Linked DNA regions of Mus musculus: region 2 is linked to region 1. The links are chromatin loops, found by intact Hi-C in ENCODE. Cell type or tissue: left cerebral cortex. All regions are shown on one strand. Each heading gives the region's core, and the rest is flanking DNA. Links, peaks and the distances in the headings are about the cores only.

Region 1 (2,918 bases), core at 262-2,761:
ACTGGAGTGTGTCTGTTCCTCTCTAGGGGCCTTTCAGAAGTGAGGTTGCCTTATGAGACTGCGTTCACAGAAGTGAGTTGTTTGGTTGAACATCACTCAGACCATTTATCGTGGCTACTTGTTACCATAGCTTCTGCATATTTGTAAGAATTATTATTATTTTTTAATTCTCAAGTTCAAGGAGAACAAAGCTGTGTGTGGTAGCACACATCTGTAATCCCAGCACTCTGTAGGCTCAGGCAGGCGGACCCCAAGTTTGAGAAACTGTTCTCAGTTTCATAGTGAGACCCTATCTCAAGAAAAAAAGAGTAGGAGGAGAGCCATGAAAGATGGGAAACTACTCATGACAGAGCTTGGTGACATGTGGCAGAACTTACTACTGGGGAGCCAGAGTCTGTCTTGAGTACGTAGGCTTCAATGTGAGTGGTAGATTTTCACGGAAGGTTGATTTTGTGTGATTAAACCAGCGGGAGGGAGGAAAAGTGGGATACTTTTGAAAGATTCACAACTGAGTGAAGAAAGTGTTTGGGCAGCTTCAGAGTTTCAATCCTTTTGGCATTAGTCCCTTCCTTTGCCGGAAAGATGCTTGTGAAACATGAATGTCAATGTGTCTATTTTCTACTTTCAGTTTCTCTTACTGCTTATCTTCCTTATTTTAAGAGCGTGGCAGGTTTCTCTTTAAAGAACTCCATATTCAACGCCACCCCTAGCTTTAATTTATGATAACCATTGATTTCCAAGGCAACTGGCTGTCATGCTATTCGTAGGCACAAAGTTGGAACCGTCATACAAGTAAACATTAGAGAAAGTCGCTCTGCCTGTACTGGGGGCAGGGCAAAGGAGAGAGGAAGGAAGTAGCAAGCTTATGATTGACAGCTTGACCTTTAAACTCAGACAGATCCGGGTTAAGTCCTGAGGCAAATTACTCAACTTCTCCAGATTTTGTGTTCTCACCTATGATATGACAATAATAAATAATACAGACTTTATGGGGCTGTATTCAGGATTAAGAGCAATAAATTACCTAGCAAGTTTGCCATAGTGCCTGACATCTAGTGAATGGAATGTATCATTTTTGTAATTTATGGGGAAAGCTATGGAGAGATCCTGATGCCGAACCACAACATTGGCATGGGATTCTTCCTTTACTTCAGTTTTACTTCTTTAAAAATTACTTGTGCTTTTTGAACTCCTTTCTTAACATTTACAACACAAAATCTTAGATACACTAATAGCAAGAAATCTACTAAGAGATATACTGGGCCTGGAGAGATGGTTCAGCAGTTAAGAGCACTGACTGCTCTTCTGAAGGTCCTGAGTTCAAATCCCAGCAACCACATGGTGCCTCACAACCATCTGTAATGAGATCTGGTGCCCTCTTCTGGGGTGTCTGAAGACAGCTACAGTGTGCTTACATATAATAAGTAAATAAATCTTTTAGAAAAGAAAGAAGTATACTGGGTTACAGATGAGAATGGAAATATGAGGTCACAGAAGCATGTGTGCGTGCGTACCTAGGGAAGAAAGTGCCTTCTACTCGTGAAGGCCTTTCATTCCAGCAGCTGTCAACAGTGGCATACTGTATGAGCCATAGACCACTATAGCAGAACAAGAGACCTGTCCATTTGGGACAAGACCTACCAACACTCATAAATGATCCAAATACATAAAAACACGGAGAAGACCCAAAAGGACAGGTAACTCTTGAGAAATGTCTGGCCCGTACTCTGGCAGCCAGGGGAAAGAAACCTTAACCTAACTGTGGCTGAACAACTTTTATTTCTGGAACGAATAAATCATAACGCGTTTAACCATTTTGTACTGCAGAACACGTGGTTCCCCACATGCTTTCTTTTTTACAATGTAAATGTTGATGCTACCAGAAGTTTTGGAGTCTTTTCTCCTAAAGAAGCGACTCAATACAGGAATAATGAATACAGAAATTTCAAATCCTAGCTCTTTCCTTGACTAGCTATGTGATTTTAAGTAATTATCCATTCACCCCAGTTTTCTCCTGTGTAAATTGGGGATAATGAACATCCGGCTTCACTTCTGCTTTGAAGATGAAGCCACTGTATACTTACATGTTCATGGATTGAAAAAATAACACTGGTCTGGTAGTATAGGCCTCATCCCAGAGACTCAGGAGGCAAGAACATCACTAGGTCAGGATCTACCTTGGCTTCGGAGTAAATTCAAGTCCAGCCTGGGCAACTTAGTGAGACTGTCTCAAAAATATGGAATGAGGGTTGGGGAGATAGTTCAGTGGTAGTGACTAGCCTGGCATGTGTATGACCTTGAGTCTAAGTCCAGGGACCAATGCTTAAACCTCCCTAAAGGAAAAGGTCCTTTATGCATGGATAACACCCTACGTGATAACTGCTATAGCATTAAAGACCGAAACTTGACTTATTCTTAGTTGCAATAGGGCATGCATGCTATTCTGTTCTTGATTTCTAATCCTAAGTCACTCTTTAAATTACTTTATTGCATCAATCTATATTGACAGTGGTGATGCCTCTGTGATCTTGTGTGGCTTCTTCATAATTTTATGACATGCCCTTAAGCATATTAAATGTCACATATTACTGTACTGTTGCTTTCAATGTGGATGTATGTAATTGCAACTAAAAACTTTTAAAATTTTATTATTATTATTATTATTATTATTTTACTTATTCACTTTACATCCTGCTCACTGCCTCACCTCCCGGTCACCCTCCTCCCACAATCCCTCCTCCATCCTTCCTCCTGTTTCCTGAGTGTGTGGGGGCCCCTGGGTATCCCCCTACCCTGGCATCAAGTCTCAGCAGGGCTAGGTGCATTCTCTCCCACTCTAAGTCTAGACAAGGCAGCCCCGCTAAAAGAACATATACCAGTTACAGGCAACAGCTCCTGGGGTAGCCCCCACTCCCACC
Region 2 (2,918 bases), core at 231-2,730, 54 kb before region 1:
GTAAATAAGTGATAGGCAGGGTATCTGATATGTGACCTCCAAAGGGGTTGAGAACCGCTGTGCTAGGGCCTCGCTCCAGGACGCTGTAGGGTGTCAAGTGAGAAGGATGCATTCCTGAGGTCGCTTGAAACTCTGAAATCACAATATCTCCAGTGCCCCCATGGCACTACCTTGGTTGATAAGAAATACAGAGCATTAGCTTAAACTAGAGTACTGCAGACAGAGTTAGAAGACTTGGGTTCAAGTCTTAATTCTGCTGCCTTTTGCTGGCAACACCGATCCACAGCCATGATTCTGTCAAAACTGCCCTTGGGTCTTGAATCTTATGATGCTCAGACAAGATGTCACAGGGAAGTAAAAGAGGTCATGAAGAAGCAGGGTGGAGAGTAAGCAGCACGGAGCCCACAGCCAGACACTTGGAGCGAGACCCAGCTCTGTCCCCAAGCATCTATGAATGGAGGCAAGCCAGCTTGCTTACCCTTTACAGTAAGAGCCAGGCTCACACCCGAGTCAGAGGTCACAGGAGAACCTGAGCTTCTCCCTGGGTGCAGGGGAACCCGTTTAGACCATGATCAGTGCTCAGCCATTGTCAGGCTCCCTCAGAGCTCTATCTCCTCCAGCCTGAGCCAATCCTTGCCAATTCTTCTTACACAGATAATCCCTTCCTCTTGTTCCCTCTCCATCCACTCAAGCTATTACTCTCCCACTCTTGAGCCTCTGGGCAGCAGAACTGCTGGGCTCTCTGATCCCATTTTCTGGAATGTTGACTCAAACATCCCCTTACATCCATTAATTACATAATCAAGATCAAATGCACAGTGGCCCTCAGGTGCCCGTAAAAATCATTTTAAAGCCTTAGACTACACATTCAGACATTTTTAAATCAAGCCACTGTGCCTTCCTTATTCAGATCCTCTGGCCTGGAGCCCCTCCCTGTTCTTACTTAGATATAGTTTCCGATTTCATCTTGTGATCTCATGTCTCCACGTAGCTGCTCATTCTTTCCCTTCCTCCTTCTTCCTCCCTTTGGGACCAACTGAGGAAAGACAGTGTAGAACAGGGGTTTGAAGTGCCCACTTCCATGTCTGACAGGTCTCCATTTATTTCCTGGTGTCAGACTTCTGAGGGTATCTGACCTTGGGTAACTCTTATTTTAATCCATATGCTTAGCTAGACTCTCTTTTTGTTGTTTTGTTTGTTCGGTTGGTTTGGTTTTGGGTTTGGGGTTTTTCAAACAGTTCTCTGTGTAGCCCTAGCTGTCCTAGAACTCACTCTGTAGACCAGGCTGACCTCAAACTGAAAGAGATCTGTCTGCCTTTGCCTTCCAAGTGATGGGATTAAAGGTGTGAGCCATTACTGCCCCTTTCCCACTGCCCTGCTCCTAGCTTAGCTAGGACACTCTTAATGTAGTAAGAGAAAAAAAGATGCATTTTGCATCACATTTTACATCCATTTACAATAAATGTATTGAGGGGGGCAGGTTAACTGCTTTTTAGTTAGTGTTTTACTATAAAATGTGAACCAGAATTCAAAATATTAAAATTTTCTTGGATTTTTCATCTCAGTCTTTTTCTGTTCTGTATAAAATTACATCCGACTCACAAGAACCCGAATCAGGGACTGACAGCCTTGTGCCCAGTGCCAAAGTTAATTCCTTTATTATGTTCTTACTCTGCACAAAGATAATCTAATTTCTTGAGCACACACCCTCAGGTCATCTAAGACCAGTGACCCAGCTTTCAGATTAGCCAAAGCAAGATATAGGCAATTCCCAGACAGGGGCTGAATGCTCCGACCTGGTGAAGTTAGAGAAACTAGTCATGGGGACACAGGGAAGGAAGGCAGAGAGGGAAACTGACCTCAGCCAATCAGGAATGAAGAGGGTGTCGATTCCCTCTCAACCACGGAAATGTCAAAAGGGGAAGAGCTAAACCGGTCCCCACAGCAGAGAGGGTACCGCCCAATCCTGCCTCTTTCTGTTCTTGAATTCTTCTTTGCCAAAATCAAGAAGAATGGTTCAGATATTTCCATTTGCAAGGCTTTGGAAAGTTACTTAAATCAAACTCTGCCTGTCTCCATGCCCCAGATCCCAGAGTCCCTGGATCGAAACCTGTGTCCTCCTCTTCCATTCTCACTCTTTTCACCCTCCCCTGTCGGGGTGTCATATAGTTCTCCTGAGGACATCCGTGCCTGGCAGGCTGAGTTTTCTGCTCTAAGCTAATATTGCATCTACCCCCATTGTATCTTTGTGACTTTATCTCTCATTGTCTCACCATGACCTTTCAGTCATCACAAGATCCTGTAACTTAAGCAGCACTTTAACCACAGGTGGATGGTAGTGTAGAATCCATGCCGCAATCAGGAGAAGCATCACGCAGCATGAAGCAAGAGTCTGGGGGGGAAAGCGATCCTGGACTCTGGGCTCAGAGCAAAGGGTCTGAAACAGCTTTGGAGTCTCTGGGGTCTCTAGGACGCTGGCCATCAGTCCCGTCAGTATGCTGTGTGTCTTGCTAGCAGACACCAGACTTCATCTAAGACCTGGGGCAGAAAAGAGGCAAGGAGAGGTGAGTGTTTTTATACCCTCGGGGTGTGAGGTGTGGGCATTGCCCTAGTTACTAACCCAGCAACAGTTCCTGAAGGTTGTCGGGACGAAAGATGTTTCTCCCTTCATCCAGTCTGTCTGGAGGAGGAAGCATGGACAGGCAAAAGATAATCTTACAGTACACACATCAACTGTTTAAATGACTTACTAAATGATAAAGAAGAATTTAGGTTAGTCCCTATGATGGTTTGAATATGCTTGGCCTATAGGAAGTAGCACTATCAGGAGGTGTGGCCTTGTTGGAGGAAATACAACACTGCAGGGGTGGGCTTTGAGTTCCTATGCTCAAGCTATGCTGTGTGTATGAGAGTATGGA

What was found. Peaks named below come from ENCODE experiments on the same cell type or tissue, not always from the same donor. Only the 100,000 strongest peaks of a DNase experiment are listed, where the experiment ranks them.
Region 2: a loop joins it to region 1, with 2.0 times the contacts of the local background. A loop is called at or near these places in 1 of 42 quality-filtered maps.

The regions. Positions count from the first base shown.
Region 1 is chr13:98,942,660-98,945,577 of GRCm38, reverse strand. All of the region lies in intron 1 of Gm35215 (a long non-coding RNA gene), which reads left to right. Among named protein-coding and RNA genes, the nearest start is that of Gm35215, 1.8 kb to the left of the region's middle. In left cerebral cortex, for the core only: a CTCF peak has its summit at 1,387 (motif pointing left); a DNase peak (open chromatin) is centred at 581; H3K4me3 peaks cover 446 bases.
Region 2 is chr13:98,996,202-98,999,119 of GRCm38, reverse strand. It overlaps Gm35279 (a long non-coding RNA gene), which reads right to left. Exons shown (of 5, transcript XR_873855.1): 2 at 2,621-2,680; 3 at 2,274-2,538. Among named protein-coding and RNA genes, the nearest start is that of Gm35279, 3.4 kb to the right of the region's middle. In left cerebral cortex, for the core only: no CTCF peak of the experiment used is centred there; no DNase peak of the experiment used is centred there.